Regions from separate parts of the Homo sapiens genome. Here region 2 is linked to region 1. A link is an interaction called in ENCODE POLR2A ChIA-PET data of the cell type or tissue named here. Cell type or tissue: GM12878. All regions are shown on one strand. Each heading gives the region's core, and the rest is flanking DNA. Links, peaks and the distances in the headings are about the cores only. Region 1 overlaps PARVB (parvin beta). Region 2 overlaps LOC105373059 (a long non-coding RNA gene).

What was found. ChIA-PET counts read pairs that join two places held together with the same protein. Peaks named below come from ENCODE experiments on the same cell type or tissue, not always from the same donor. Only the 100,000 strongest peaks of a DNase experiment are listed, where the experiment ranks them.
Region 2: POLR2A ChIA-PET joins it to region 1 with 8 read pairs; 2 of 35 experiments call an interaction of 5 or more read pairs at or near these places.

Annotation. Positions count from the first base shown.
Region 1 is chr22:44,168,912-44,173,292 of GRCh38, reverse strand. PARVB (parvin beta) reads right to left here. Exons shown (of 13, transcript NM_013327.5): 13 at 354-4,381. It also overlaps a transcript of PARVG not described here. Among named protein-coding and RNA genes, the nearest start is that of PARVG, 9.8 kb to the left of the region's middle. RefSeq lists enhancers at 621-670, 681-860, 2,675-3,196. In GM12878, for the core only: no CTCF peak of the experiment used is centred there; no DNase peak of the experiment used is centred there; H3K27ac peaks cover 722 bases.
Region 2 is chr22:44,541,882-44,546,262 of GRCh38, reverse strand. LOC105373059 (a long non-coding RNA gene) reads left to right here. Exons shown (of 3, transcript XR_938300.2): 2 at 4,264-4,381. Among named protein-coding and RNA genes, the nearest start is that of LINC00207, 25 kb to the left of the region's middle. RefSeq lists enhancers at 517-1,070, 1,626-2,180, 2,181-2,735. In GM12878, for the core only: no CTCF peak of the experiment used is centred there; a DNase peak (open chromatin) is centred at 2,702.

The DNA.
Region 1 (4,381 bases), core at 100-4,099:
GACCACCTCCATGTGTCATGCAGCCTGTGCTCCTGGCCGCTAGCTTTGTGCACGTATGGTCTGGACCCAGGCAGAGGGGCAGATGAGCCTTTATTACTCACCTGCAGCTGTGACTCTGCTGCCCTCTTCTCCTTGTGGTCCCAGCAGAAGTTTGGGGTTCCCAAAGTCCCATCCCCCACAAAGGGCTGTGAACCAGCTCTTCCCCCAGCTCCTGTCCAATTGGAAGGTCCCGGGAAGCAGCGCTGGGTGGAGTCACAACGCCCTGGCACCTGTTCCTTCGCTGGCACCATCCATGACTGCTAAATGCATGAAAGATTAAAACAGCAGCCAAACAAAGACGGTGGACAGGCCCATGCTCACGAGGTCTTTATTGGAATAAATAACAGCATACTGTGACGCCACGTGGCATTGTCCTAACCGCATCCCTGGCGGAAGAAGTGTTTGCCCGGTGTTGCAGTGAGCTCCTGAAAAGCGCTTGCTTCCTGCACTCAGCCAGGTGGGCCTGACAAACAGCATGGCCAGGGTTTTCGTGGCTTTTATATAACATCCAGAAATCCAAAGTAAACATTGCTTAAAACAATTAAGAAGACAGTAAAATACTGGCACACAAAACAGGGGGAAAGGATTCAGTTGCTTTAAAATAAAATTGCTCTTTGTCACCAAGACAATTAGGACACCACGGCCCAGCGGGACTCTGGGCTCGGTGCTTGCATAACACTGTGTGGGCGTCAAAGGGGAACTGAAGCTGCGGGAGGCTCCCCTAGCTGGTGTGGGTTGAGAGACACGTCACATGGAGAAGGAGAATCAGCAAATACCTTCCTGCCCTTGTCCGAGCGTCCACTTGGGCCTTGCAGGCCTGAGACCCCTTTGTGCTGGGACGTTTGTCCCCATGGGTGGACATACTTGGCCTTGCTTTCACTCAGTTCCTATGGACCAGGGTTCCTCTTCAAAGAACCATTCACTGAAAACGTGGTGCCGGGAGGAGGAAGGGTCCCAGAATTTCTCTGAACTAAGAACCAAGAGCAGCAGCAGACGGGGCATCTCACACCCAAGCCTCATGTCCCAGCAGCCATTCATCCCAAGCCTATAGGAATCGAGTTCACCCTGAATTCTGCCTTGGAACTGGCCCCTTGCTGCATCTGTCCAGGCCATGCTATGAATTCAGACTCAAACTGATGGTGAATGGAGAAAAATGAGGAGTCGAGCCTAATGGGGCCCTTCCCAGGTATGCAAAAGGCACACCTACACCTTTGAACCAATTGGAAAAGAATGTGGACAAAAGATCACATCCAAGCCGGGTGCGGTGGTGTGCACCTGCCGTTCCAGGGACTCAGGATACAGAAGTGGGTGGATCACTTGAGCCCAGGAGTTCAAGGCTGTAGTCTGTAGTCTGCTATGTGTGTGTCTGTGAATGACCACTGCACTCCAGCCTGGGCAACGCAGTGAGAACTTATCTCAAAAAAAAAAAAAAAAAAAATCACATCCTTTGCTGGAAACATCGCCTTTAAGGGTCCCTGTTGTGAAACACAAGTGCCCATGTAGCTTCCCCACAGATCTTATGATTCCTTTTACTGTTCGACTTGAAACCCACAAGAGTGTGACGTGGGCATGAGGATAGGCATGGGTTTACTGGTTTACTAGATGGGGGCCGCCAGGACCTCCCTGAGAAGCTGAAGCCCCCTCCCACAGTAACCGTCCTCTCCCCTCTGATGACACAGAATGGGCCAGGGCTGCTCATTTTGGCTGAAAATCACAGCTCTGTTCTTTTCTTTTTCTTTTTTCTTTCTTTTTTTTTTTTGAGACAGAGTCTCACTCTGTTGCTCAGGCTGGAGTGCAGTGGCATGATCTCAGCTCACTGCAACTTCCACCTCCTGGGTTCATGCAATTCTCCTGCCTCAGCCTCCCGAATAGCTGGGATTACAGGCATACATACCATGCATGGCTAATTTTTGTATTTTTAGTAGACATGGGGTTTCACCATGTTGGCCAGGCTGGTCTCGAACTTCTGACCCCAAGTGATCCACCTGCCTCAGCCTCCCAAAGTGCTGGGATTACAGGCGTGAGCCACCGCACCTGGCCAAGCTCTGTTCTTTTCAAATCCCAATCCCTGGGAAGGCACAGTGCCCTCTCCAGGTCCACCTGTGAGCAGGGCAAGGCTGGGCCACTCCACCAGCTCCAGGGGGCCGCGGTCCTGTACATGCCATGCAGGCAGCACAGAACGTTCCAGCCCCAGGCTTTTTGTCAGTGTGGCTTTTGAATGTCACTGCATCCCGCAAGAGACACCGTAATGCTGTTTTAATTATTTCTTTCCCCTGCTGGGAAATCACCTCCATCAAAATGGCTATTCTGAACCCATCCCCAGCCTAGCAACAGCCGGAACTGAGAGGGAATATTAAACTGTTTTCTAAAACTTCGGTGTTGGCATTCGATTTCATATCAAAACTTACTCCAAAGCTCTGATCTGCGGCAGGAAGACAAAAAGCTAACAAGATCAGAAAGGCCAGGCTCACTACGGAGAATGCTGAGAGATGCCAAGGAAGGGGGCTGCTTTGCAGCAGGTGCACCCCAGGGGGTCAGCGGGTCATCACCCTGGGAAGGAGCTGGGGGAGGGGGGGGCGCCACAGCGAGGGACTGACTGCGACCAGAGGCCAGCCCAGAAAGCATGGCCGATGGGATCCCCAGTTCTCTGCAGAGCTGGGGTGAGCGAGGGGGTGAACAACCCATAACTGAGTGAGCAGCGACTCCTTTTATAGGATACTCTAAGGGAGATGCTCTCAGGGCTACAGGGAGAGTAACATGAACACTTCATATCCTCCCGGTACAAGGCAAATTATGCCCCCCACAAATCCACATGCTGAAGTCCTAACCCCAGCACCTCTGATGTGATGGTATTTGGAGACAGGGTCTTTATGGAGGTAATCAAGATTAAATGAGGTCATATAAGTGGGCCCTAATCCAATAGGACCGCAGCCCTTCTAAAAAGAGGGGTGCAGGCTGGGCATGTCCGCTCATGCCTATAATCCCAGCACTTTGGGAGGCTGAGGTGGGTGGGTCGCTCAAGCCCAGGGGTTTGAGAACAGCCTGGGCAACATGGTGAAACCCCATCTCTACAAAAAATACAAAAATTAGATGGGCCTAGTGGTGTGCACTTGTGGTCCCCGCTACTTGGGAGGCTGAGGTGGGAGGATCAATTGAGCCTGGGAGATCAAGGCTGCAGTGAGCTGAGATGGCACCACTTTACTCCTGGGTGACACAGTGAGAACTTGTCTCAAAAAAAAAAAAAAAAATAGGCTGGGCACAGTGGCTCACGCCTGTAATCCCAACACTTTGGGAGGCTGAGGCAGGCAGATCATGAGGTCAGGAGATCAAGACCATCCTGGCCAACATGGTGAAACCCCGTCTCTACTAAAAATACAAAAATTAGCCAGGTGTGGTGGCACCTGCCTGTAATGCCAGCTACTTGGGAGGCTGAGGCAGGAGAATCGCTTGAACCTGGGAGGCAGAGGTTGCAGTGAGCTGAGATCACACCACTGCACTCCAGCCTGGTGACAGAGCGAGACTCTGTCTCAAAAAATAAAAACAAAAATAAAAAATAAAATAAAAGAGGCGGTGAGGACACAGACACACAGAGGGGAGACCATGTGAAGACACGGGGAGAAGCCGGCATCTACAAGCCAAGGCGAAAGGCCTGAGGATGTAATTCTCTGATGTCTGAGCCACTCCCCTGTGGCACTTTACTACACAGTGCCAGTGAACCAATGCACCCCCCTCATTTTAAAGTTTCCAAAGATGCATTCATTCCCAAAAAGGGCCTCTGAAGGGGAAAGCTGTGACCCAAGCTGTCTCAAGCAGCACAATTAGAGCCATCTCCAGACCCAGCCCCTCAACCACAGCAAGAAATTAAGAAACGTCCCCAGCAGACAGCTCCTTTCAAGGACTGTGGGAGCTGGGCCATCCTGAGTCTTGGATGTTTGTGCAAAACCTACATTAAAACGAGTGACCAAGAAGTGATAGGAATGTGGGTGGAGGACACCCATGTCACATCTAAGCTTCTGGGACTTTAAAGTTTTTCAAACTGCAAAACCCTTTTATTTTTAATAAAAGGCCTCACTTCCAAGGAGAGCCCAGCCCAGGAGATCCCCGGTGAATCGTCAAGCCTGGGTCCTCGGGGAGCCGGCGTTCCTGCTGAGCTGATGTTGTACTTCTGAAGGCCTGTGATCGCTAACTGCACCATGAGGCAGAATGCAGGGTGCTCTCAACCAGCTGGGGGTTGGGGTTCAGGCTTTTTTTCATCTTTCGGCCAAGGCAGACAACAACGGACTCATCATCCCACGCGACTGAGTGACGCGAGGCTTCAAACGCAAGCACGAGTGTTTAGAAT
Region 2 (4,381 bases), core at 318-4,317, 370 kb before region 1:
AATGGGCGAGGTCTGAGTGACCTGAGTACCCTGGAAATTAGGTGGTAGCACCCCTGTTTACAGATGAGGATCTCAACGCTCAGAGAAGTGAGGGAATTTGCCCAAGATCACAAAGTGTGGAGGAAAGGCAGCCTGGAGCTGACCTTTAGCAACTGATCACCGCTCTGGGCTTCTGTCTTCTCAGTCGTCAAATGGGGACACAAGACCCACTGACTTGCTGGGATGCCGAGAGGTGAGGGTCGATCTGTTTCCCCGGCGCCTGACACAGGGTATGCTTTATCAGGGGCTCATGAGTGCGTGCCCTTTCCTCTCCTCCCCCTGCCTCTCCAGCCAAGGAAACCCAGGCTCCCTGGGGGCATTTTCTCAGGAATGTCTCCCAGGCCAAGTCCCCCTTCTAGTTCCACCCTTACTAGCCCCAGAGAATCAGGGCAGGATTGGGGGTTCAGTGAGAACCCAACCTGGGCTAAGGGTGAGGCCGGTTCAGTCCCAATAATAATGGCAAATGTCAGCAGAGCCTGAGCCAAGGGTGTGCTCAACTTATCACATCAAACCTCAGATTAGGTAAATCCTATCAGTCCCATTTCACAGGTAAGGGGAAACTGAGACTCAGAGTCCCACCCAAGGTCACCTGGCTGCTAAAGGGGGAGCTGGAACCCAAACTGCAGGTCCTGAAGGCAAATCCCATGCTCTTCCCTCAATACCCTGCACCCAGAGTGAGCACAGCTCAGGGAGAAGTCCTGAGCCCAGGCTTGAGGGTGACCAGGGTCAAGGTGGAGAGCTGGGCCGGGCCCCCACCAACAACCAGCAGCAGCAGATCCCATGCACCTGAGACCACGAGCAAACAACACGTGCGGGATACCTGGGCCAGGTGTAGCTGATTTGCATATACTGTTTCTAGGCCTCTTGCTGGCCTTTCCTTGGGGCCTGCGCTCAGTCACAGCGAGGGAGGTGGGATCTGAACTCAGGTAAGTGTCACTCCAGGCCACATGCATCCCCTGCTGCAGGCTGCCCGAAGCTCTCCCTTCTTGCTATGGATCCCCGGCAGGGAGCTTAGGGCTGGCACCTGGGCCCGGGTGAGCTGGGTGGAGATGGGCTGAGGTGCCCATGCTGGGCTGTGGGAGGCAATGGCACCCTGTCGAGCCAGGGTGGGCTTGAGCTGGGAAGAGCTGGTCTGAGTGGCTGTGTGGTTCAGAGGCACCTGCTCTGCCTAGCCGTGGTCCACATTTTGTGGGTCACTGTGCCGAAGTCCCACATCCTCCCCGATGTCCTCACTGTCTCCCCTGCTCTGCCCACTTCAGCCCCTAGCACATGTGGAGGGAGCCCCATTGAGTGAGTGTCCCTCTGTGCCACCTGCTTGGATCTAGTCTGGGCTGGACACACTGGGGACAGAGGGGCAGGTCAGGCCCAGGCTCTGCCCTTGACGAGCCTGGGGCACGTAGAGGAGCTGGAACCTGTGTGCTCAGGTATCAGCAGGACATGGGGCTAGGGGGAGCCCCTGGAGGAGGGGATGTTTCAGCTGGGTTATAAAGATGAGTGAAATTTCACCTGGGAAAGAGGAGAGGCCAGTGCATGCTGAGCGTGGGGTGGTGTCAGCAGAGCTCAGCGGAGGGCATCCAGGCTGGACAGGGCTCACCTCCCCGATGCCCCAGCCTCAAGCGTTCTCCCTGCTTCTTCCTGGATTGTGAGGTACCCCGGTGGCTTTAAGCCCCTTGGGTGTGCTGGGCTTACTCCCCTCATCACTACCTTGATCCTGAACCCTTTCCTGTCCCCACCTGCCCCCACTTCCTAACAGATGGCCCCAGGCCTCTCAAATGACACAATGCTGAGCAATGCTGATGATGCAGAGGTAAGAGGGTGTCCTGAGTGAGAGCAGGGACCCTGGAGTCAGGCTGCCACTGTCCCCTCCAGGCTCTGCTTCTCAGCTGTGCAGCCCTGGACAAGTTACTTAACCTCTCTGTGCAAACTAAGAAGGTGTCAGGAAGTCAAGGGCCAGGAGGCTTTCGGGCAGGTGGACTGGGTGGGGTGTGGGGACAGTGGAGGGGGCGGGTAGGCAGTGCAGGACTGAGGCTGACTGAGGCAGGGATGAGTAGTGACAGCTTCTCTGTGTGGCGCCGCCTCAGGGGTGGGGCTGGCTATGGGGTCAGGCCAGGCTGAGGCAGAAATGGAGCCTGGGCTCCGTGGATCCACAGAGCTGCTCTGAAATTGAGAGCCACGCTGTCCCCAGGGTGCACGCTTGGCCCAGCCCAGGCCGGCTCTGGAATCCTGATGGTTGAGTATAAACGTGCTGCAGATAAATGTGGCCTCGCCCTCTGGATGAGGCAGGGGAAGAGGCCCCCGCATGCACAGCAGCCGGCAGAGTGGAACGTGCTGATCCTCTCAGGAAGGGAACCTGGCGATTTCTGCTGCAACTACCTGGTGCACCTACACTTTGACCCGCCAGCCCCACTTGCAGGAATCTGTCCTATAGAAACCCCTGCCCCGCCCCCCGCCCGCCCCCGCCGAGCACCCCTCCGGACAAGAGCGTCCAGGCGAGGAAATTCACAAAGCATGACTTACAGTAGCAAAAAATAGAAATAGCCCCTAAGTCGATCAATAGGGGGCTGACTGGATAAAGTGTGGAGCAGAAGAAACTTAAAGACTGCCATTTGTCAATAAGACTATGCCCCTAAGTGAAAACAGCCACTCAAAGCGCTACACTCTGAGTAAGAACATAGATTTGCTATATTTGCATAAAGAAACACTTTCGGAAGATGCAAAGAGAAATGAATGAAAACGACAACTTCAGAGGCAGGGGCAGAGTGTGGGAGCCTGCCTAATATTATAACATAGAAGTTAATTTGTGTTTTGAATGGAGTTATATTTATTGTTTATTTGAAAGCTTTAAAGAGTAAAATAAGAACGTTCATTAGAAAGCTCCCCTTAAGAAAAGCATCTGATTTTCTCCACGTTCTGCTTTTGCTATGAGCCATTCTCTCAGCCCCGCCTGACTTGGTGATGTTCCTGGGCCGTGGGGAATGTGAGATGCTGAGTGGATGCCCACGTGGGGTCCAGGTGGGCAGAGGGAGAGTCTGAGAGGGCAGGGATGGCTGCTCCCCGGCCAGGGAATGCTGCGGAAACTGGCAGCCAGAAGCGAGGGATGCTCATGTGCAGGGACTATATAGCTTCCCCTTTAATCTGGAGAGCAATGCCTTGAAGGAGGCTCTGTGATGCCCATTTCACAGATGAGTAAACCGAGGCTCCTAAAGGTGAAGTGACTTGCCCAAGGCCACGTGGCTGCGAGGCAACAGGATGATAAGTCGAACCCAGATCAGTCTTCCTCTGCAGCCCGCACTGCTGGCCAGGGAGCTGGGACCCAGGAGCCCGGCAGTCACACACAGGGAAGGGGGAAGGGGCTGCTCAGAGCGGTGGAGCTCAGCCTCCCACTTCATGCCCACGTGGGTTCTGCCCCCGTCTGTTCAGGCTCAGAGCAGGGGCCAACCTTAAAGGCTCTGATGCATCTGGCTGGGGTTAAGGCTGAGCCTGAGAAGGTTCTGGAGCAGAGCCAGAGCCAGAGCGGAGGCACATCACTGTGGGCAGAGCTGAAATGAACAGGTGCAGGGCACAGACACAGGAGCCTGGCATGGAGCAGGAGGCTGAGGCTCCTCCTGGCCAGATGCCAAAGAGAGGTGAGGGGCTGACACTGATGCCCCTGCCTGAGAGCCATGACAAGGAGAGGTAGAGCAGAGCCTGCCAGGCTCCATCTCCCCATACACTGAGAACAACTGCTCCCTTGCTTGCCGATCATTCTTTTTTTTTTTTTTTTTGAGATGGAGTTTCGCTCTTGTGGCCCAGGCTGGAGTGCAATGGCGCGATCTCAGCTCACCGCAACCTCTGCCTCCCAAGTTCAAGTGATTCTCCTGCCTCAGCCTCCCAAGTAACTGGGATTACAGGTGCCCACCACCATGCCCAGCTAATTTTTGTATTTTTAGTAGAGATGGGATTTTATCATGTTGGCCAGGCTGGTCTTGAACTCCTGACCTCAGGTGATCCACCCGCCTCGCCTTCCCAAAGTGCTGGGATTACAGGCGTGAGCCACTGCACCTGGCCGCCAACCATTCTTAAGGTCTGCCGTGAGCGCGCCAGCCGGTGTCTCCCCCACATCTCCCTCATGGGCCCCAGTGGTGGGAGTTCGTCCTTTCTGCAAAGTGAAGCACTCGAACCTCTGCACATGTTCTTGACCACCAAGGATTTGAGGCTAACAAAGTGCTCTTGTATCTGGCATAGGTTTTGTGAAATTTCCCTCTGAGGCTGCTACTCTGATGGTTGGTGTTTCTGGACTGACTGCAAGAGGCCATCCTGGTGGGGCTGGACCCCCTTAGCTCTGGCTGATGAAGCCACTGCT